Linked DNA regions of Homo sapiens: all the other regions are linked to region 2. Evidence: chromatin loops called from intact Hi-C (ENCODE). Cell type or tissue: endothelial cell of umbilical vein. All regions are shown on one strand. Links, peaks and the distances in the headings refer to the core of each region. The heading gives the core; the rest is flanking DNA.

The links. Peaks named below come from ENCODE experiments on the same cell type or tissue, not always from the same donor. Only the 100,000 strongest peaks of a DNase experiment are listed, where the experiment ranks them.
Region 1: a loop joins it to region 2, with 8 times the contacts of the local background. A loop is called at or near these places in 20 of 110 quality-filtered maps.
Region 3: a loop joins it to region 2, with 7 times the contacts of the local background. A loop is called at or near these places in 19 of 110 quality-filtered maps.
Region 4: it touches region 2 in a loop (9-fold over the local background); 40 of 110 quality-filtered maps call a loop at or near these places.
Region 5: a loop joins it to region 2, with 16 times the contacts of the local background. A loop is called at or near these places in 87 of 110 quality-filtered maps.

What each region holds. Positions count from the first base shown.
Region 1 is chr11:6,754,912-6,759,714 of GRCh38, forward strand. No RefSeq gene overlaps it. Among named protein-coding and RNA genes, the nearest start is that of OR2AG2, 15 kb to the right of the region's middle. In endothelial cell of umbilical vein, for the core only: CTCF peaks have their summits at 629 (motif pointing right) and 2,668 (motif pointing left); DNase peaks (open chromatin) are centred at 620 and 2,660; H3K27me3 peaks cover 232 bases.
Region 2 is chr11:6,377,519-6,382,321 of GRCh38, forward strand. No RefSeq gene overlaps it. Among named protein-coding and RNA genes, the nearest start is that of SMPD1, 11 kb to the right of the region's middle. In endothelial cell of umbilical vein, for the core only: a CTCF peak has its summit at 1,916 (motif pointing right); DNase peaks (open chromatin) are centred at 833 and 1,923; H3K27ac peaks cover 1,281 bases.
Region 3 is chr11:6,604,703-6,609,114 of GRCh38, forward strand. It overlaps ILK (integrin linked kinase), which reads left to right. Exons shown (of 13, transcript NM_004517.4): 3 at 3,344-3,509; 4 at 3,692-3,787; 5 at 3,992-4,088; 6 at 4,182-4,265; 7 at 4,369-4,412. TAF10 (TATA-box binding protein associated factor 10) reads right to left here. Exons shown (of 5, transcript NM_006284.4): 5 at 1,592-4,412. Among named protein-coding and RNA genes, the nearest start is that of ILK, 3.1 kb to the left of the region's middle. RefSeq lists enhancers at 1-93, 1,406-1,605, 2,257-2,551. In endothelial cell of umbilical vein, for the core only: no CTCF peak of the experiment used is centred there; a DNase peak (open chromatin) is centred at 2,419; H3K4me3 peaks cover 694 bases; H3K27ac peaks cover 2,888 bases.
Region 4 is chr11:6,704,155-6,708,957 of GRCh38, forward strand. LOC124902625 (a long non-coding RNA gene) reads left to right here. Exons shown (of 4, transcript XR_007062574.1): 4 at 278-317. Among named protein-coding and RNA genes, the nearest start is that of MRPL17, 23 kb to the left of the region's middle. In endothelial cell of umbilical vein, for the core only: a CTCF peak has its summit at 1,975 (motif pointing left); a DNase peak (open chromatin) is centred at 1,947.
Region 5 is chr11:6,503,840-6,508,642 of GRCh38, forward strand. The region is part of intron 4 of DNHD1 (dynein heavy chain domain 1); the gene reads left to right. Among named protein-coding and RNA genes, the nearest start is that of DNHD1, 9.0 kb to the left of the region's middle. In endothelial cell of umbilical vein, for the core only: a CTCF peak has its summit at 1,998 (motif pointing left); a DNase peak (open chromatin) is centred at 1,972.

The DNA.
Region 1 (4,803 bases), core at 483-4,482, 380 kb after region 2:
AAAACTGGCAAATAAAAATAAAGGAGATAAAACTGATGAGCAGAGCTAGAATAGATTTTTTTTCTCACATGGCCTTGGAATTGGGGGTAGGAGGGGTGGGGTTAAAGGTGGAAGCCTAGGCCTTGCAAATATATTCCTTAGGAGGAGGTGTGAGATGGACGTAGTAGTTAAATTGAGCCAAAACAAGGAGCCTTGCCTTGGTCCCATGTGTTCCAGTCTGAAATTGTTCCTGGCAGAGCTAAAGCTTTATCATCCTATGTACTGGGGAGGCACCTATGTGTGCAAGTAGAGATTACCCCCTTATATCAGCCAGGTTAAGTCCATAAAATTTACCCGCAGCCTTTTCTGCCTCAGCTTGTAGCTTTTCTTGGTCTCTGGAGTTCCAATAAGGCTAAAAAATGGAAATCATGATGTATCATTTTATAGATACAGATTGGCAGTGTCAAAGCAACTACTGGTCTTAGTAAGAGCATCATAGACAGTCACAGTGACGAATTAATTTGCTGTTTTTCTGACTCCCATGCTAACCATAGCTACCATTCTTAGGCATCCCATCTTATTTCCGAGGCCCTAAGTTTGGCTTCTGGCTAAAACTGCGTGGAAGTTGCAGACATGTCTTTCACCAACAGATGGCGATAAAGAGCAGATCAGGATACTGAATTCTGAGATTTTCCCAACTCCAGCACAGTTAACATTTAGGGCCAGATAATTTATTGTGGGGAACTGTTCTGTGCATTATAGGATGTCTAGCAGCACCTCTGGCCTCTACTCACTAGATGCTAGCAGCACTCCTCACAGTTATGACAACAAAAATGTCTCTAAACATTGTCAAATGTCCTTAAAATATTTGGATTGCCCCATTGAGAGCTACTATGAAATGTGATGTTTAAGTTTTAAATATGAAAACAGAAAAGAATCAAATTTTGATGGAATTTTTGAAAATCTTTGTTGTTGTTTTTTTTTTTAAATAACGTGTAGTCACTGAAAAAATGTTTGAAAATGTAGGAAAACATAAGAAAGAAAAAAGCACACAAAATCCCACCATTCAAATTACCTTCTGTGAACATTTTAATAGCAATTCTTTCAGGCATATAGACACATAGTTAAATATGTATAATTTTGCATTTATGGCAATGTATAGTATATATACTCTCCTATAATCTCATTTTCACTCAAAATCTACTAGGGATATCTTTCTAGGTCAACAAATATTGGTATAGTTTAATAATTAACTTTAAAGCCTACATAATATCCCTTTGTATGTAATTAACCAGGTCACTACTGACAGCCAACCAGGTTCCTACATTTTCACTATTATAAATAGCACGGCAATTAACATCTTTGAGCATAGGTTTTTGCACAGCTTGAGAGTGAGATTATTTCACACTCATTTCCTATGTGTCTACAATTTTGCCAGGACCCAGAGCTTTAGGGAGTAGATTAGACATAGATTTTCTTCCAAGGATGTGCAAAAACTGGTGGAAAGAATGCGAACGGTATAATGGGAATGTTTCTAACACAAATAAATATGAAAGCTTGAGGTGATGGGTACCCCATTTACTCTGATGTGATTATCATGTGTTCCTGCATTAAAATATCTCATGTACCCCATAAATATATACACCTACTATGTGTATATATATATATATACAAATTAAAAAATAAAATAAAATAAAATAAAATTCCTTTATATACCAGAAGAATGTGAACAGAAGACAGAATAAAATATAAGTAGCATGGAAATGCAAGGTGTAAACATTGACAAAAGATGAAGACATAACTGATTGGATGTCAGGGATATCTTCACAAACATGAGCCTTGAAATAGGTAATATAAAAATTAATCTCAGCTCCTTTCTCTTCAACTATAGTTGTTGCAGCAATCACTTGTTTAAATGCCGATTTCTCTATTTCCCCTGCTCCCTGTGTGAGGGCCATAGCCAGGTTTCTCTTCTCCCTCTTTTTTATATCCTATGTTTATTACAGGGTCTCACACTTATCTTTAGTAAAGTTTGCTGAATGGAGGTATTCATGAGAAACTTTCCTGCCTGAAGAGCATTCTCTAAAACAAAGAGAAGGAAGAATTACATAGCAGAAATAGGTCTATGGATTCAAGTTCAAATTCTCTCCAACTTCCCAAACTCAAAGACAGATAGGAAACAGAAACAGGAAAGAGAGAATGGAAGAAAAAAAGGTAAATTAATATGCCCTTCTGTGATCTCTCACTCTTTCTCTTTCTGTGATTCTCTTTCCTCTTTTGAAAACCTTATCCAAGGAGAAATATCAATGACTTCAGAAGGGCAATAGGGGGTGATCCTAAGGCTTATACTATGACTCAGATAACGTACAGAAACATTTTACTCTCTTTATTTTAGTCTATAATTTGATATTCGTCTCAAATCCCCATCCACTGGTTAGCAGGAGAAAAAAACAACAAACCAAACTAATAGTTCAATCTAATTTTCATTTAGTCTAACCTGACAATTTAGTATATTTTTAGGAATTATTCATTCTCTGTTGGATAAAATGATGCTTGATTACTAAGAAAGCCTTCCCCTGCTTCTCATCCCAATGTGTGGTGGAAAGAGTGTGGTTTATTCAAGCTTCTGGTGCTGAGAAGGAACTCTAGCCTCAGCCTTGTTTTTCTGTTGCAGCAGCTCCATCTGCTGGTCTCTCGAGCACTGTTTTTTATGAACCTAGTTGTTCAGCATTCTGCAGGACACCACTGCTGAACTGGCTAGTTCACATGGGGTCTACACTTTCTACAGGGACAATGTTTCTGAGTTGCTAATGCTGTAAGAAAAATTTTGCTGTCTGCATAACCCTGAGTTGATTGCCACATCCTCCAGCCTACAAGTTGGTCCAGCATTCCACACTCTGTTATTGTCAAGTCAACTCATTCGGCTATGGAGGCCTATAAGAGCCCACCAGGTTTCAATTCAGTATCTAAATCACATAAAAACTCAAGGCATCTTTGTAAAGTTAAACCCCAGGGGCTCTCTCTACTTGACTGTGATGTGCTACATTTCTGTGACTGAGTCCTAAAGTTGATGCATGGCATAATTAATCCATTTGGATGTCAAAAGACTAATATTACCTCAGTCTTATTTCTCTCTACTTTTCTTTCATAAAGAATTCTAACTCCTTCCAGACAAATGAATGTCTCCGGTAGAGTAAGAAGATGCTTTAATTATGACACTTTTACCTACATCTTCATCTTCACTTTTGTTGTCTGATAAGGTCAAAGCCTTATCCTGTGCTCTGTTCACTGCACCTCCAGGTGTTTAGTCTGGAAAGCTTGAGATGTGGAAGATCAGTGGGAGAGAGACTAGAAGAAAACGGCCTGCTCACACCACATGATACCGGTCTTGAATTCTCACAGACATAAACACCTTTCTTTATTTATAATATTCTTTCATCATAATTAAGAATCTGGCATGTCGGGAGCTTGTCCATTCATCCAATACACATTCGCAGAGTACCTATTATGTGCAGTGTGCTCTGACCAGCACAATGTGTAAGCTACTGTGTTAATTTTCTATTCCTGCTGTAACAAATTACAACCAATTTGGTGGCTTACAACCACAGATTTATCTTAAGTTCTGGAGGTTAAAGTCCAAAATTAGGTCTTATGGGGCCGAAAACAAGGTATTGGCAGGGCTTCCTTCCTTCTAAAGGCTCTCAGTAAAATCCATTCCCTTGCCCTTCCTGCATCTAGAAACTGCCTGCATTCCTAGACTTCTGACCCCTTCCACCTTCAAAGCCAACAATGGCCATTCAAGGGTTTCGGTGCATCGTTCCAACTCTGACCCTGCTACCTCCCTCTTATAAGGACCCTTGTGATTATATTGAACCCACCTGGATAATCCGGGATAATTTTCTTGTCTCAAGATTGGTAATTTAATCACATCTACAAAGTCCTTTTTGCCATCTAAGGTACCATGTACAGGTTCTGGGGAGTAGGAATGTGAACATCTTTGGGGGACATTTATTTATCAATAGCATACTCAAAGAGAGACTAGCCCTCAGTGAGTCAAATGACTACAAAACACGTGGCTAATCTTTTTTTAATAACTTTTTTAAGCTAAAATATAACAGTTATACAAATACTAAAAAATGCTCAGAATGTATATGTACAGCTCAATGAATCTGGCACAAGGCATACACACTCCAGTAACCACTATTCAGGTCAAGTTACAGAGCATTACCAACACCCCAGTATTCTTTCCTTATGCCCTCTTCTAATCACTATACCTTCACTCACTCCCCAAAAGCAGTTTAACACCATACATCAGTTATGTTTCTTAGACAGGCAATTGAAATGATACAATATGTATGTTTTGTGCCTGCCTTCCTTCACTCAATATTACGTTTGTAAGATTTATCCATGTTACTATATGGAGCTATTGTGGTTCATTTTCTTTTCTTTCTTTTTTTTTGAGAGTCTCGCCTTGTCACCCAGGCTGTAGTTCCTCTCTGTTCCATTGGTCTATATATCTGTTTTGGTACCAGTACCATGCTGTTTTTGTTACTTTAGCCTTGTAGTATAGTTTATAGCATTGTAGTATAGATTGCAATGGCACGATCTCGGCTCACTGCAAGCTCTGCCTCCCAGGTTCAAATGATTCTCCTGCCTCAGTCTCCTGAGAGCTGGGATTACAGGCGTCTGCCACCACGCCCAGCTAATATTTGCATTTTTTCAGTAGAGACAGGTTTTACCATGTTGGCCAGGCTGATCTCGAGCTCCTGACTGTGTGATCTGCCTGCCTCAGCCTCCCAAAGTGCTGGAATTACAGGTGTGAGC
Region 2 (4,803 bases), core at 398-4,397:
TTTTTTTTTGAGACGGAGTCGCGCTCTGTCGCCCAGGCTGGAGTGCAGTGGCTCGATCTCGGCTCACTGCAAGCTCCGCCTCCTGAGTTCACGCCATTCTCCTGCCTCAGCCTCCTGAGTAGCTGGGACCACAGGCGCCCACCACCACGCCTGGCTAATATTTTGTATTTTTAGTAGAGATGGGGTTTCGCCGTGTTAGCCAGGATGGTCTCGATCCCCTGACATCGTGATCCACCCGCCTTGGCCTCCCAAAGCGCTGGGATTACAGGCGTGAGCCACCGCGCCCGGCCTTATATCACTTTTTCTAGCTATAGAATTTGCTGTAACAATTTCAGCTACTCTGGTTCAGAAGAAGAAAATGAAAGTAATTGGGATCATTTGAGACTGGAGTTCAGCCAGATGAAAATGACAGAGGAGAGGGGAACACAGGAGCTGAGCATATCTGCAAAGGAATTACTATAATGTTAGATTATAAAGTATTATTTTAAACAGACAGGAAGCCAGGAGCAGGTGGGTAAACAGAGAGAAAAGGAAGATAGACTGGATGCATTGATGAAGTCAGAGAGCTATTGCATTGGGGGTGGTGCCCATCCACCACACCACCCATGCACTCATGTGCACACAAATGTGCATGCACAACCATATATATTGGTTTCCTAGTTCAATTTCTGTTTGGAAGCTGAAAAATATCCTCCCAAGGATTAGCTTCTTCAGAGAATAGAGATGGTAAAGAAAAAAAAATGTAAAACTGTCTAGGTTTCAGGACTAGATTTCACCCTTGTTCAGCCTACCCAAGTACAGGGCTGAGACACTTCCTTCCACATTACACTCCCCTTCCTGTGTGTCAAAGATCTGACTGCTTCAGTGGAGCTTACAAGTATCCTGAGTCGTTTTAAGTGAATGTCCACATGAGACAGTGTGGTTGGAGTGTGGCAATATCTCAGGACACAGAGAGGTGACCTTCATCCTATATAAGATGTAGGTAGCTGCGGATGGAAAGCCTTCTCCCAGGAACGACTGGAAGATCATCTGTCAACACTGGTGACATTGGGTGCTCACGTGACTGTTGACAGGAGGTCTGCAGGGGACAGCTTCTATGTTGCTTCCTCATGCTGGCTGATGGGGTGAGGCAAGTATGTTATTCTTGCCCCTATCCTCTCCTGAGCTGGAGTCTTCTGTAGGGCAGGGCTTTTCCTACTAACAGGTATATCCCCAGCTTCTTGGTCTGGGCCTGACACAGAACAGTGTGTGTGTTGGCGGCGGTGGGTGGGAATAAATGGATGATTTCCTGACAATAGATGGAGCTAAGTTATTGTCATTAAGTAAATACTCCCTACGTCTTCCACAGGGCGGGGTGGCGAAGGGCAGTTTTTAACATTTAACTTTTCCTTCAGCCTCCACCTCACTGTAACCATAGATTTCCTCTCTCCTGTCAATGGACAGTGTGGATAAGGCATGGAAAACTGGGGAGAGTTATCAGCTAGACCTCATTAAATCAATGATAGTCAATACAGATACAGCATCTACTATGTATAAGGTGGTAGATTCTGTATAGTTGGTAATGAAATATAAGATGCAACTTTAAAAGTTTGCATCAGATACTAAAAGTCTTCCTCTGTCACATCTATTAATCTAAGTACTGTCTCATTGTAACTTCACAACCTTATATTATCTATTATCTTCATGTCACACAGAAAGAAATTGAAGCTCAAAAAGTGATGTGCTTTGTCCAGGTCACACAACTAATAAGTGGCAGAACAAAGATTCTAATCCAGATAGCTTGAATTTAAATTGCAGCCCCTACTATTGGGGGTTCTACATACACTGCGTTGGAATTGCCTGTCAAGAAAAATTTCTTCTGGATTTGAGCTCTTAAAGGTATAGATTACTAGCTTTCCAGTAATCCCTAAAATTTCCACAAGAGGGAGACCTTTCCCCATCAGTGCTGGGCTGCTGTCTGGAATTTCGAATTCAATTTGCAGTTTCACAGACAGCTCAAGAATTGGCTGGCCACTTGAACAGAATTTGTATAGGTTTCCTTTTTTTTTATTTTTAATTTTTTTTGAGACAGAGTTTCACTCTTGTTGCCCAGGCTGGAGTGCAATGGTCTGATCTCAGCTTACTGCAACCTCCGCCTCCCAAGTTCAAGCAATTCTCCTGCCTCAGCCTCCGGAGTAGCTGGGATTACAGGCATGCACCACCACGCCCGGCTAATTTTGTATTTTTAGTAGAGACGGGGTTTCTCCATATTGAGGCTGGTCTCGAACTCCTGATCTCAGGTGATCCGCCCACCTAGGCCTCCCAAAGTGCTGGGATTACAGGCGTGAGCCACCGTGCTCAGCTGTTTGTACAGGTTTCCTGACACAACAAAATGTAAGTACCCTAAGCGAATGTCTGCTTAAATTAACCCAGATTAACTAAGAAGTTATCTGTCCCAACCAAGCAGCCCATTTTGTCCCTCTGCCAATCACTCTCCAAGCCAGGGACTCAGTTCGCCACTGAGGCAGAGGCTGTATAACTTTAGATCTTTAAACACCAGCCTTGCTCTCCCTTCCCCAAGTTCTAGTCATTATCCAATAGCCTAGAAGCCTGCACAATAGGTTTCAGAAGTTCTAAAACCCAGAGAAAGTCAAGAATAAGGTTGTCTCACCTTTCCCACTACCAGCCCTGCAGAAAACTTTGTTCATAATGAATTTTCCCACCTCCTAGGCCTCAACCACTATCCAAGGGCTTACAGAGACAGTGTCTGAGCAACAGGTACGGAATCCTATCATGTCGTACCAGGAACCACTTTTCAGCAAAAGAGGTGTAAAGCGGGCACATGACTTTTGTGTCCACTGGTCACATTACAGCCGACCACCCAGAAACTGCCAGCCTAACACAGTGATAGAATCAGCTGTAGATGCACAGCTGAAGCACAAACATGGAAGTAATTCCTAGAGAGGAGGAGGTGCCACCTTCTAGCATGCAGTATACACTTTAAACCAACAACCTGGTGTTCTGTTCCCAAAAGGTAAAACACATGGGTTCAGAACCAAAGAGAGAAAGCAGGCGTGGCTCTGTTCGCCATCACTCCCAGGAATCTACTTGGGAAATTTGTGCTTTCTGCCCCTACAACTCTAGGCTCTGCTGCTTTAGAGGCTCTGATTCCCAATGGGGAAATGTGTCCAGCAGGTGAATGGGTTATGGTTGTTGCCTAGGAACTCTGGGCTCCTGCGTGCAGGGGCCAGCAGGCAAGAAGAGGCATGATCATGGTGGCTGTAGCGTTGATCCTGATTGTCATTGTTGATCCTGATAATACAACTGTTACAAAATGGAGACATGGGGGAATATGCTTGGCATCCAGCTGGCCCACTTGGGTGCCTCTTGGTAGTCCCTGCCCTATTTTGATGGTAAAAAGACAAGTGCAGGAGCATGGCTTGAGGAGAGCATGGATAGTGAGGCTCAGACCCCCCAGGGAGAAAGTTTGCATTACACCATCAGGTAAGCCACTGAAATCAGCAGAGGTGCTCTCTAAGGGTGAAGGAAAGCTAAAATGGATAAAAGAGGAAAATGATGAGTATCAGTTGCTGTCCTGAGAGAGGCTTCAGAGAGCTATAATTCTTTCCACTATCTTTCTTCTAATTTCCACCATGAAGAGAGACTCATTAGTCATTAGTATGCTAGAGGAGCTGTTCCAGACTTCTGTGAAATGAATCCAAGTGGCACAAGAGGTAGTCTGTGGTGGACACTGTGATGTGCCACCTGACCTGCCTTCAGGAACAAAGGGCTTATTCCCCCATGTAGACCAAAAATAAAATTCTAAGCTCCCCCAACCAACTGACAGAGTCCCCTCTCTCCCAAAGACATTCCAAACTAAACCAGAAAATCTAGTTCAGGCCATGATTGAAAGTGGGGATTGGACATGCCTCATCATACTCTTCTCTCTCAGAATTGGGAACAAGTGACGAGCATTAACATTTAAAAAGATCTGGCCGGGTGCAGTGGCTCACGCCTGTAATCCCAGCACTTTGGGAGGCCGAGGCAGGTGGATCATGAGGTCAGGAGTTCAAGACTAGCCTGGCCAACATGGTTAAACCCCGTCTCTACTAAAAATACAAAAATTAGCTGGGCGTGGGGGCAGGTGCCTGCAATCCCAGCTATTTGGGAGGCTGAGGCAGAGAATTGCTTGAACCTGGGAGGCGAAGGTTGCAGTGAGCCGAGATCGCACCACTGCACTCCAGCCTGGGCGAGAGAGCAAGACTCCGTCTCAAAAAATAAAAAATAAAATCATAAATAATAAATAAATAAAAGATCTTAATGGGGAAAACCTACATTCTGTAGACAATCCCTTTTTTTCTCCAGGTCTCTCCTCTGATCCAGGAGAAAATTAAGAGTCTGGCACCTGTTTAGGTCTGATAAGCGCTCTGATGCCTGATACATGGAGGTTTCATCTGCATGATAAAATCTTGGTCTCCGGGTCAGGCTTGGTGGCTCACGCCTGTAATCCCAGCACTTTGGGAGGCCAAGGCGGGTGGATCACCTGAGGTCGGGGGTTTGAGACCGGCCTGGCCAACATGGCAAAATCCCATCTCTACTAAAAATACAAAAATTAGCCACGCATGGTGGCAGGCACCTGTAATCCCAGCTACAAGAGAATCACTTGAACCCAGGAGGCGGAAGTTGCAGAATCACTTGAACCCGGGAGGCAGAGGTTGCAGTGAGCCAAGATCGTGCCACTGCACTCCACCCTGGGTGACAGAGCAAGACTCTGTCTCAAAAAACAAAACAGAACAAAAACAAACTAACAAACAAAAATCTTGG
Region 3 (4,412 bases), core at 413-4,412, 230 kb after region 2:
TACAAGAGGAAAAGAACAGGACATAAGACTGTAGAGGTCTCCAAGGATCAGCCAGATCATGCAAGCATATTTAGGCTATAAGAAGGTCTTTATTTTAAAAGCAAGGTTTTAAAGCTGTATAGTGACATAATGAGATTGTCCATTTTTCAGTATCGTCTTGGATGCTTTGTGAAGAGCAGGTGGAAAGGAGGCAATTGCCTAGTTCATCGTAGAAGTAATGATGTCTTGGACTAGAATTAGGGTGAGTGAAAAAGAGAAGTGATCAAATTCCAGAAGTCTTTAGGACGAAGAATTGTGGAACTTGGTGTGGGGAGTGAGTAAGGGCAAAGATGAGGACCAGGGTTCTGGCTTGGGAACTTGGTTGTTTTTACTGAGATGGAGAAAACTGGAGGATGAGGCATTTTATTTTGGACATGTTAAAGTTAAGGTGACAATACAGCAAGGTGGAAATGTTGAGTGTGTTGTTGGTTATGCAGATTTGCAATTCAGGGGAGGAATCTGACTTGGAGACACAGATTTGAGAGCTATCAGCATATAGATAGCATATATATATCATATATATAGATGATACTTGAAGACGTGGTTGTGAAGGAGAACGTCTCAGGAGAGTGGAAGGCAAGAGGTCAGGGGACAGGAAGCCTGCACGACAGAAAAGGAGCAACCGCAAGTTGAAAAAGAAATAGGAAAATGTGTGAGTAAAGCTTACAGAAGAGAATGTTTTAATGAAGGGGAGGTAGTCAACGGCAGTACAGGCTACTGAGAGATCAAAGAACATTAATATTTTAAAGTAGCCATTGAATTTACAGTTGGGTTTTTTTTTTTTAAGTTAAGGGGTACATGTGCAGGTTTGTTGGATGGGTAAACTCAGGTCATGGAGGTTTGTTGTGCAGATCATTTCATCACCCAGGTATTAAGCCGTGGCACCCATTAGTTATTTTTCCTGATCCCTCCCTCTTCCTACCCGCCCCACTCTGGTAGGCCCCAGTGTCTGTTGCTCCCCTCAGTGTGCAGTTAGGATGTATTTGACCATCTGTGAGTGTTGTTTCAGAATAATGGGTGAAGAAATCAGACTACATTGGGTTCCTTAATTTAAGGCACTATGATGAACACCTTCTGTGCTGGGTGCTAGAGTCCAGAATCTGACATAATCTCTGCTCTCGATACAGCAGATTTGTGGCAGATTGAAAAGTAGGCCGGGCGCGGTGGCTCACGCCTGTAATCCCAGCACTTTGGGAGGCCGAGGCTGGTGGATCACGAGGTCAGGAGTTCGAGACCAGCCTGACCAACATGGTGAAACCCTGTCTCTACTAAAAATACAAAAATTAGCCAGGCGTGGTGGCGTGCGCCTGTAATCCCAGCTACTCGGAGGCTGAGGCAGGAGAACTGCTTGAACCCGGGAAGCAGAGGCTGCAGTGAGCCAAGATCATGCCACTGCCCTCCAGCCTGGGCCACAGAGCAAGACTCTGTCTTAAAAAAGAAAAAGAAAACAAAAGTTGAGAGGTGAGCAAATAGTGAAAGTGAATGTACACCAGTTCTACAAGGTTGGCTGAGATAGGAAGGCAAGAAGAGCAGTAGTGATGGTGACTCAGAGTGGCAAAATCAAATTCTTTATTTTTTAAAATTGGTGGAGTTTAGTTTTTAGGTTTGACAGGTCAGGATCACCTGTCATCTTAGTCTAGACTTCACTGGTTCCCATTAGGTTCTACACTATTTCTCTTTAATACTTTGCAAAGTCATTTGTTCCATTTTTCATATAATTCTCAAAGGGTACCCTGATAAAGACAGTAAGCACTGTTACTGTTTTGTTGGTGAGGAAATAGAGGCTTAGGCAGTTGCCCAGTGGGCCTAGCATCTAGGAAGACTCTAGCTGAGTCTAGGAAGACTCTAGGAAGATGCTGCCAGAAGGAAAAGGGGTGGAATTAATGAAACTGGAAGGTTGTGGTGCTGGTTTGAGGAGTAAAGTATGGGGGCCAAAGTTGGCTATATGCTGGATATGAAGAGGGGGTTAATTCCTTGCAGGTCTTCTTGAGATAGAAGTCCAGGCCCTGAGGTGGCAGGCAGCCTGATAGTGAACAGAACCCTTGTGCCCATACTTTTGCCCCCCGAGTTTGGCCTGCCCTGGCGCCACAGGCAGTACTGGAAGCTGATAAGTCAGGGCACAAATTAAAGGTCTAGGAGGCAAGACCAACTGATAAACAGGGGGCGTAATGCTTCCTGGGGATAATCCCATCTCAAGGAAAAGCTTTTGGCTATTTCTGTGTTAGCAGATGCGAGCAAGTTGTGGAGGAAAATGATTAACTTAAAGGCCACACCCCCCAACCCCTTCAGCTGTACGGGCATCTGGATGGCCAGACCCCTGATCAGCTCCAGGCCTTGCCTAGAGTCGCACACAGGAAGTGACCACAACACTAAGGCATCCGGAGGCTGCTGGCCCAGACCACGGACCGCCCCCTGCTCCGCCCCTTGAATCTGCAGCCCCGAACTGGAGGGAATTTCCTTTTATGGCCCCAGGCTGTCAGGCAGGCCCAGCTCCAAACCAATTGTTTTGTTTTGTTTGTATACTTTACTTTATAAAATACATATTTCTTGGAAAAGAAAAAAATCAGGTATAGTTTTAATCCCAAAACAGCCATTCTCATTTTCTTCTGTTTTCTATGCACAGGATTGCTAAGTAGGGGAATCCTGCTTTGCATGGTGGTTTGTTATCTACCTCATCAGTAGTCAAAAGCATTTCTCCTTTTCAACATAAACCCTTCCAAAACATCATTTAAATTCCATTCCATTTTTAGATGTTAGTTTCAGTACCAGAGCCAAATAGTAAGTTTGTTCCCTCTTCTATAAGTTGTGGCCTGCCTTCTCCAAGACACCCTTCTCCCCCACTAACATGCACTGAACAGCTGCTGTCAATCCATTCCCTCAAGAAACTTAAAGGTCTAACAGACAAGACAGTCCATTAACAGATTTTTACAATCCAGTGCAACAAGTGCTGAAGTAGGGGGACATATAAGATGTGGTGGAAAACAGAAAGGACCAATAGATGTTGCAGAAGGGGTGCAAGAGAAACCAGGGGAAGAGCACTACCACCTAAGGAAATGAGATGTGGGATATGGTGAAGATAACACATTTTTTTATAGAGGTTGTTGAGATATCTAGGTGGTTGGTTTGGTTTGAAGCTCAGGGGAAGGTCTGAAATGGACAGCTTTGGGAGTTGCTGGCATGAATGAGAATCAAAGTCCTAGAGAGGTAAGCCTTCCCAGAGAGTATGTAATTATCAGTTTTTCAGGAATCAAAACCTTTGCCCCATCCCACCTCCAGCTCAATGACCATTGCCCCTTCCTCAAAGGGACGATCATGGCTTCTCCCCCTTGCACTGGGCCTGCCGAGAGGGCCGCTCTGCTGTGGTTGAGATGTTGATCATGCGGGGGGCACGGATCAATGTAATGAACCGTGGGGATGACACCCCCCTGCATCTGGCAGCCAGTCATGGACACCGTGATATTGTACAGAAGGTACGTACAAACTCCTTCGTCATCCACATCACATACATGCCATGAGGGTCAGTCACAGGCACTGTAACATACAGTAGAAAGCATGTGTGCTCTTCCCCCTTTTCCCATGCCCTGACACCAGTATCTCATTTGGAACTGACTGTACTTTCTGCCTCTTCTTTTTGTCTGGCCATGGGGTCCAGCTATTGCAGTACAAGGCAGACATCAATGCAGTGAATGAACACGGGAATGTGCCCCTGCACTATGCCTGTTTTTGGGGCCAAGATCAAGTGGCAGAGGTGAGTACTCAGCCCTTAATTCCTGAGATGGGTAGGAAGTAAAGTCTGAGCCTTGGTGGGAGATTTTGGAACCCTCAACCCATTCTGTCAGTACTACTGTGTGACACTTACAGGATTAAGTTCTACATTTGTGCATTCATGGTTGGTTCAGTGACTGCCAGCGAGGTAGCAGTGGCTCTCATCATAATGGCCTTTTCATTCCAGGACCTGGTGGCAAATGGGGCCCTTGTCAGCATCTGTAACAAGTATGGAGAGATGCCTGTGGACAAAGCCAAGGCACCCCTGAGAGAGCTTCTCCGAGGTCCATCTCCCCATCCCCTAGCTTGTGTCCTCTCGTCCCTTCCCACCTGTCTTCTCCCTCTGTACCACAGCTTAGGTTGTTTTTCTTCCCTAGAGCGGGCAGAGAAGATGGGCCAGAATCTCAACCGTATTCCATACAAGGACACATTCTGGAAGGGGACCACCCGCACTCGGCCCCGTGAGTCACCACTGTGGGAAGAAGGGTTGTAAAAGGAAATAATCCTGGCCTCTTGGGGCTGGGTTAGGGTGAAGCTGGGTACCTGACCTGCCCACACTCTTAGGAAATGGAACCCTGAACAAACACTCTGGCATTGACTTCAAACAG
Region 4 (4,803 bases), core at 285-4,284, 330 kb after region 2:
ATGTTTTGAGTTTGGGAAGTTGGAGGCAATTTGAACTTGAATCCATAACCCTCTGTCTCCTACATGATACACCCTTCTCTTTGTTTTGGAGAATGCTCTTCAAGCAGGAGTTTCCAATAAATACCTCCATTCAGCGAATGTTTACTAAAGGTTTGATAAGTGGGAGGCCCTGTAATAAATACAGGATATATAAGAAGAGAAAGCTGGCCCTAGCCTGCACACAGGGGAGTAGGGGGAATATGCATTTTTTTCTTTATTTAATCTTTTTTTTGTACAGATGGAGTCTTGCTATGTTGCCCAGGCTAGTCTCAAATTCCTGGCCTCAAGTGATCCTCCTGTCTCAGCCTTCCAAAGCACTGGAATTACAGGTGAGAGCCACTGTGTCCAGCGGAAATATTTAAACAAATAATTTTCGAAGTACTGTAGTTGAAGAAAAAGGAGCTGATACTTTTTTCTTTTTTTTTCTAGATGGGGTTTCACCATGTTGGCCAGGGTTGTCTTGAACTCCTGACCTCAAGTGAGCCACCTGCCTTGACCTCCCAAAGTGCTGGGATTGCAGGTGTGAGCCACGACAACTGGCTGAGACTAACATTTATACTGCTTATATCTAGGCCCATGTCTGTGAAGATATCCCTGACATCTAATCAGTTATCTCTCAATTTTTGCCAAAATTTCCACCTTGCATTTCCATGTCACGAATTATATTTATTCTATCTTCTATTCACAATTTTTTTTTGAGATGGAGTCTTGCTCTGTTGCCCAGGCTGGAGTGCAGTGGTGCGATCTCAGCTCACTGCAACCTGCACCTCCCGGTTCAAGTGATTCTCCTGCCTCAGCCTCCTGAGTAGCTGGGATTACAGGCACCCGCCACCATGCCTGGCTAATTTTTGTATTTTTAGTAGAGACAGCATGAGCCACTGCACTGGGAATGTTCACATTCTTTCCAGCAGTTTTTGTACATCTTTGGAAGAATATCTATGTCCAAATTACTTTGTAAAGCTCTGGGTCCTGTCGTGGCAAAATTGTAGATATATAGGAAATGTGGAGTGAAAAACTGTCACACTCAACCTGTGCAAAGATGTATGTTCAGGCTGGGCATGGTGGCTCATGCCTGTAATCCCAGCACTTTGGGAGGCTGAGGTGGGCAGATCACCTGAGGTCAGGAGTTCGAGACCAGCCTGGCCAACATGGCAAAACCCCGTCTCTAGTAAAAATACAAAAATTAGCTGGGCATAGTGGCATGGACCTGTAATCCCAGCTACTTGGGAGGCTGAGGCAGGAGAATCGCCTGAACCCAGGAGGCAGAGGTTGCAGTGAGCCGAGATTGCGCCACTGCACTCCAGCCTGTGTGACAGAGTGAGACTCCATCTCAAAAAAAAAAATTATGTTCAAAGATGTATGTTAACTGCAGTGCCATTTATGAGTGAAATTTTGGAGTATATATATTATACATTGCCATGTATGCAAAATTGTATGTTTTCCACTATGTGTCCATATGCCTAGAAGGATGAGTATAAAAATGTTCACCAAAGTTAATCTGGATGACAGGATTTTGGGTGTCTGATTTTCTTATGTTTTTCCACATTTTTGAATTTTTTCAATAAATGTAATATTGTAAAAAATAAGAAAGCTTTTCAAAAATTTCATCAAAATTGCATTCATTTTCTTTCTCCTATTTAAAACTCTTGAACACCTCATTTCACAGTGGTTCTCCACCGGGGCAATGCAAATGTTTCAGGGACATTTGACAATGTCTAGAGACATTTTTGTTGCCATAACTGTGAATAGTGCTACTCACATTTAATGGATAGAGGCCAGAGGTGCTACTAGACATCTTATAACGCACAGAGAGTTTCCCACAATAAATTATCTGGCTCTAAATGTTAACTATGCCGGAGTTGGGAAATCTCAGAATTCATTATCCTGATAGGCTCTTTATCACCATCTGGTGGTGAGAGAAGTGCCTGCAACTCCCATGTAGTTTCAGCCAGAAACCAAACTAGGGCCTCAGAAAAAAGATGGGAGGCCCTAAGAAGGGTAGCTATAGTTACAAAGGGAGGTAGAAAAAGAGCAAGTTAATTCATGGCTGAGAGGGTCTGTGATGCTCTTACTAAGAACTGTAGTTGCTCCTGACGCTGCCATTCTGTATCTATGAACGCTATATTATGATTTCCATTTTCCTGCCGCGCTGGGACTCCAGAGACTCAGAAGAAGGAAGTTAGATGCTGAGGCAGGAAAGGCTTTGGGGAAACTTTATGGATTTAATGTGGTTGATATAAGGGGGTAATCTCTACTTGCATCCATAGGTGCCTCCCCATTACATAGGATGATAAAGCTTTAGCTGTGCCAGGAACAATTCTAGATCGCAGCATGTGGGACCAAGTCAAAGCTCCTTGTTTTGGCTTGATGTAACCGTTACTTCCATTTCACTTTTCCTAAGGGATGCATTTGCAAGGCCTAGGCTTCATTCCTTGACTCCACCCCTCCTACCCCCAATTCGAAAGCCACGTAGAAGAAATATCTGTTCTTACTTGCTTATCAGTTTTACTTCTTTTATTTTCATCCACCAGTTTCCTGTTTTCTAATGATCACTTACTAATGAATTTCCCATCTGGCAGCTATGTCTCATGCTCCTCTCTGCTGCTCTCAACAGGGCTGTAGGCCACTTTCCTGCCTGCTGCTCACTTCTGAAAGATCTGTATTCTCTCACTCCTCAAAAGGATGCTGCTTTCTTCATACAGGTGTTGGGAAGAGGAGAATGTTGTATGCCCCTCATTTTCTTTTTGCACTACCTCTTTAGTATCCATCACCCCATTGTCCAAATCTATCTTGACATAGCAATATCTACCAATGCCTTGAAGTAGGTTGCAGGTTGATTTCCCCAAGAGCAGACGGTAGAACAGTGTGGAGGGCAAGATGTTTATTAGGGATCAACGCCTGTGAAGAAAAGGGGCAAAAGTAGGATTTGGCAGAGAAAGACATTGAGCCGTGATGCAGGCCTTACAAACCTTCCCTGAACCTGGTGGAGAGCTCTGTAGAGTGAAGACCAACAAAGCATCCTGTGTCAGGCTACAATGGCTGGGTCTTTCTTTTCTGTCTCAGCCTCTGGATACAGGCTACCCCAGGAAGGGCATTACCTCAGGTGAAGGGGCTCCCTGCAATTGAGGCAGATTGGGAAGATCTGACAGCTGAAGCCTGGCTGCTTACTTCATTCCCCTCAGTTGGGCAGCAAGTCTTCTCTTGCAGGAGGTTCTGGGTGGCACAGTTCCACGTCTTCACAGAGGAGTGGATGAGAATTACAATGTAAACTACAAGATAAACATGATTTTTCCCATGGTTCAAAGGAAAATCGCCAAAGATACATAAACTGTCAGGCAGGTTGTTCCTGGTTCACATCTTTTCCAATTTGGAATAAATGCAAATTCCTTGAATTTCATTAAAAATAACAATGACATTGGATAACTGTTGCCTCAGGAACCCACAACGACGCTCTCATTCTGTCCTGGCCTACTCACATATCTTCCCTCCATTCCTCACCCCTTTTTTGAGGTTTACATTTTAATTCTATTGTATTTTAAAAATCCTATTCAGAGAAAATAAACTATAGATACAGGAAACAATAAGGAAAGCACATTTATAAACACTGTTTCAGTCAAAATAAAGAACTTGGACTGGCCCAGCGTGGTGGCTCACACCTGTAATCCCAGCACTTTGGGAGGCTGAGGCAGGCAGATCGCCTGAGGTCAGGAGTTTGAGACCAGCCTGGCCAACATGGCAAAACCTCCTCTCTACTAAAAAGTATAAAAATTATCTGGGAGTGGTGGCAGGTGCCTGTAATCCCAGCCACTCGGGAGGCTGAGGCAGGAGAATCGCTTGAGCCTGAGAGGTTGCAGTGAGCCGAGATTGCACCACTGCACTCCAGCCTGGGCGACAGAGCAAGACTGTATCTCAAAAAAAAAAAAAAAAAAAAAGAACTTGGACCCTCTTCTTCAGGACCTTAACAATTAAGATGGAGTGTAGCCACAACTACATTTCAGTATAATAGCAATAATAATGTTAATAAATGCTATAATTACTTCTATTAACGTGACTTTTGCTGCGGTTATTGCTGCTTCTGCTGTTGTTGGCATTGCTACTACCTAACATTATTGGCACGTGTACCATGTTTCAGGCATATGTATTGTTTCACGTTATTCTTAACACTTCACTGAGGTTGCACCATTTTATGTATGAAGGAAATGAAGCAGAGACAGGTTAACTAACTCATCCAAGGTCATACATGTAGTAAATAGTGGAGGCCCTTCGCACAACTAACAGCCTGGCTTTCACAGGCTGGCATTTTCTAACTCTCAACACTTGGCTTATACCTGCTTCTTCATCTTGAATTACCTTCTTCTTGCTTCCTCTCTCTCTTTGTACCCTTTGACCTACACTTCTGCTTTCCCCCACCCACCATCCCAGCTTCTGGTAACAAACATTCTACTTTCCTTCTTTTTTCTTTTTATTTTTTTATGTTTTTGAGACAGTCTCCATGTGCCGCCCAAGCTGGAGTGCAGTAGAGCTATCTCAGCTCACTGCAACCTCTGCCTCCCAGGTTCAAGTGATTCTCCTGTCTCAGCCTCCTGAGTAGCTGGGATTACAGGCGCCCGCCACAACACCCGGCTAATTTTTGTATTTTCAGTAGAGATGGGGCTTCACTGTGCTGCCCAGGCTGGTCTACAACTCCTGACCTCATGTGATCCGCCTGCCTCAACCTCCCAAAGTTCTGGGATTACTGGCATGAGCCACCGCACCTGACCACAA
Region 5 (4,803 bases), core at 405-4,404, 130 kb after region 2:
AATTGCCTTTAACCAAACTCTTCAATATATTAGGCATTGTGCTAATAAACTCATGACATGTGTTACTTAATCCTCATCTACCAGGTAGGTGCTATTATTATTTCTATATATGAGATGAGTGGACTGATACATAAGAGAGGTTAAGTAATTTATCCAAAGCTACATAATAAATGGTGTAACTAGGATTTAAACCTAGGACTATCTTAATCCAAAAGTTCATGCTCTTAAGCAGTATCTAATACAGCCTCCCAAATAACCTTATTTCCTGTGCACACTGATCTCTTGAACTTAGGTAGCACTAATGATCAATATCATTCATTCATTTACTGATCAATTCATTTAATAAATGTTCACTGAGAGCATCCTGCTGGTTATTAATTGATTGCCTCTTGATTCTAATTCTCCTCCTCCCTCTCTGCTTTGTGATACTGGGGCTGAGATTCTGCAAACTTTTTCTCTTTTTTCAGCTGGCCTTCTATTAGGTTTGATTAATGGAGAGTGCTGGGAGACTGGACAGCAAGATAAGAGGGGAAGGGACTTGCTGCTTCGTTTGCTTGCTCTTTCTGCCATCATTGCCTCAGCAATGGTCTTTCACCCTGGCAGCAGCACTTTCTTTTTGTCTTTTTTGAGACAGAGTTTCACTCTTGTTGTCCAGGCTGGAGTGTAATGGCATGATCTCGGCTCACAGCAACCTCCACCTCCCTGGTTCAAGCGATTCTCTTGCCTCAGCCTCTGAAGTAGCTGGGATTACAGGCATGTGTCACCACACCTGGCTAATTTTGTATTTTTAGTAGAGACAGGGTTTCATCATGTTGGTCAGGCTGGTCTTGAACTCCTGACCTCAAGTGATCCACCCGCCTCAGCTTCCCAAAGTGCTGGGATTACAGGCATGAGCCAACGTGCCTGGCCCAGCCAGCACTGTCTGAATCAGCCTCTTCATAACCCTGAGAGATACCAACACCAGCTGGTAGCCCCTTTCCTTCAGAGTTCTTTTTGTTGTTGTTCTTTTTTTAGACAGTCTTGCTCTGTTGCCCCAGCTGGAGTGCAGTGGCTTGAACAGAGCTTGCTGTAGCCTCCACCTTCTGGGCTCAAGTGATCCTCCCACCTCAGCCTCCCATGTGACTGGGACCACAGGTGCCTACAACCATGACTGGCTAGTTTTTAAATTTTTTGTAGATATGGGATCTCACTTTGTTGCTCAAGCTGGTCTCGAACTCCTGGGCTCAAGCTATCCTCCCTTCTCAGCCTCCCAAAGTGCTGGGATTACAGACGTGAGCCATTGCACCCGGCCCCATTCAGAGTTCTGAGTCTCAACTCTGCAAGGCCCCTCCTCCAACCTCATAGCTTCTAATAACCTGAACCTCTTCCATTTGTTCCTCTAGTTCTGGAGCTGGTTTTTTATTTTTATTTTTATTATTTTTTTTTAAGATGGAGTCTCACTCTGTTGCCTAGGCTGGAGTGCCATGGCGATCTTGGCTCACTTTAATCTCCGCATCTCCGCCTCCCAGGTTCAAGCGATTCTCCTGCCACAGCCTCCCAAGTAGCTTTGATTACAGGCACTTGCTAATATGACTGGCTAATTTTTGTATTTTTATTAGAGACGGGGTTTTGCCACATTGGCCAAGCTGATCTCGAACTCCTGGCTTCAAGTGATCCACCCACCTCAGCCTCCCAAAGTGCTGGGATTACAGGCGTGAGTCACCGCGCCTGGCCTCGACATCTTTTTAAAAACACATTCTCTTTATTAAATTCACTTTGTTGAAATGCCTAGTATGGTTTCTGTTTTACTGACTGGACCCTGACTAACACGGTACTTGGTATTATGAGTGGTCCCAGGAAACTAGCCTCTAATATAGGATCTTCTTTGGTTTGGTAATGTCCTTGGCCTAAAACAGTACTGAATTCCTTGCTAATGGGAAATAGGATACTAGTAATCCATGACACACAGTGGCATCACAATTAATTAAATTATCACTTGTGGTTGAATGTGATACTGACACCTAGTGGCTGCTACACTTGACTGTCATGGCTGTAATGATAGTAATGGTAACAATGTGGGATGGAATGCCTACAAACCATAGTTGGGAGCTTACAGAAAGCAAATGACAAGCTTAGGGCTTTAAACTATCAGCATCTTTTATAATTAGAGAAGCATCTCGATCAAAGACAGTTAGGCACATAAAGAGATAAGAAACTATTGACAAGAGAACTAAAAAGGCAATGGATGATTACAGGGCCAGGATCTGCCAAAGAAGGAAACCCATTGCAGTGAGTTCAGCATTTGGTGCTGCTTTTCCCCAAACAGAGGGACCTCTCAATTCCTCTCAATATAAAGGTAGTTAAATGTCAATTTTACTATGCATTCCTGAGATACTGAAAAGAGGAGCCAAGCTTTCAACAGACTCAGGGAACTAAATGAGCAAAAGTTGCAGTTCAGGTCCCATACCAAAAAGGAGGTATATTTCTGGTTCCACTTTACTCCTGTGTTGTAGCCATTTGGGGTCTCGACCCAAAGGCTGGGGGATTACATTTTTGGGTTCTCTGATGTGTTATACAGATATTATATTTCATATATTATCCAGTTTCATATATTATCCAGATAGTTGGCCTAGTTTTTCTAGTTGTTATCAAGTGGGAATGTTGGTCCAAATTTCTAGTGCACCATCAATAGAACTCTTTCACTTGCTGTTTCATTATATTTATTTATTTGCCATGTAACAGATTTTTTTAATGTGTTTGAATTTATCAAAATTTTAATTGCATTTTCTCCAGTGTTTGATTTACATTTAGGAGAGAATTTATTCCTTCACCTCCTTTATTCTTTGAGTCTTTGCTCAGCTGTCACTCCCCCACCCTTACCACCCCATTTAAAATTGCACTTCCTTCTCCCCTGGCACCGCCAATCTCCCTTTGCCTGTTCTTTTTCCCCCTTCCTGTTGTTAATTACGTTTATCATCTTCTCTAGTAGAATGAGAGCTCCATCAGGGAGGGGTTTGGGTTTGTTGTGTTTAATGATGTATCCTCAGGGCTTAGAACAGTCTGGCATAGAGTAGATACTCAGTAATATTCGTTGAATGAATGAGTGAACTAATTGCCCAGATTAGGGACAGATTTGGTGGGGGTAGATATTGAGTTTAGTACAGAACTTGCTGAGTTTCAGGTGCAAGCAAGATGGAGTTTGAGATGTTTTGGAAACAGCTGAATCTTTGGTTCTGGGACTCAGGAAGATACTGATTTCCCCCATCTACTCTCTAGTATCATGTCATACTCCAGTTGATTCTGAGCCCTTTGAGGACAAGGACTATGTAGAAGTCATCTTTATGTCCCCATCTCTGACCACAATACTTGAACAGAGGGACAACTTGATAAACGGTTTAACTAAGTTCCATAAAGTCAGGGACTGGATTTTTCTTGAACACTGCTGTATCCTCAGTGGCTTACACACTGCTTGCCTTAATAAGCATTTGTAGAATGAGTGAATATCCTCCAAAGGATATTCAGCAAAATGCACCTATATCCCACATTAAATGCAATACATATGGATTGATATAATAGGTGTATCTAGTTACAGTAGGCCAGTTAGCATAATGCTATGTTTAGATACATTTAATAAAGCATTTATTTTTATTTTTCAGTTTTCTTTATATAACTCAGAGCTAGCAATATTTTTAAGCATTACATATATATTTGGAGTATATTTTATACTCCAAAGGAGTAGTGGCCATTGGGAATGAGAAGAGTACTGTATAACTCCTGGCCCTACACAGAAACAGCAGCCTCCATTAAGTAGGTCATAGGAAAAGGAAATATCTCTTGGGAAGAGCCAGGGCTCAGTTAACATAGGCAGCTACACTGTGGGAAGCTAAATGGCCCACTGATTAAAGGAGGGGGCATGAGTCAGGTAACTTTGGTTTTAAATCCTGTATTCTTCCCTTAACTGTCTTGGGCAAAGCTTTAACTTCTCTTTGTTTCAGTTTTCCTATCTGTAATTTGGGGATATGAGTACTATACTTAAGAAACTTTAGTAACTTTGTCAAAAACAAAACAAGGTTTTTGTATGACTTGACTTAGTGTGTCCATTCTGGTATCTATCTAAAAGTTCTTAAGTCACTTGCTTAACAATGTTTTCTAGAAAGTTGAGAGAGATGAGAGATAGAGGAGAGCTATTTTATCTCTTAGACATTATAGGACTTAGGATACAGCTTTTAAATTGCTAAAAATATATGTAATGCTTAAAAATATTGCTAGCTCTGAGTTATATAAAGAAAACTGAAAAATAAAAATTAATAAATGCTTTATTAAATGTATCTAAACATAGCATTATGCTAACTGGCCTACTGTAACTAGATACACCTATTATATCAATCTATATATATTGCATTTAATGTGGGATATAGGTGCATTTTGCTGAAGTAAGAGAACCCAAGACCAACTAAGATTTTAAGATGGCTCTGAAGGTACTTGTCTAGTACATTAGGTTGCAATTTTCCTCTTTATTTGCCTGTTTCGAATTTTCTAGTCTTCCTCTGCTTTTCTCCAATCTCAGTTTTTCCATCAAATAACATTCTGATTGTCTCTGCATGTCTTTCAGTACCCAAGTATATGTGTATTTTATCATGTCTAGAATGAGGATTTTTCACATTTCATCATCTCTAAAATTGTGATGCATCTTACAAATTGATGGAATATCTTATTAGAAGCATTTTTATCTTAGCATTTCATAAGATAATGCTGCAGCTTACGGTGGACAGTGTCTTAGATCTGATGGGATGTAAGATATCTGCATTTGAAGATATGAACTTC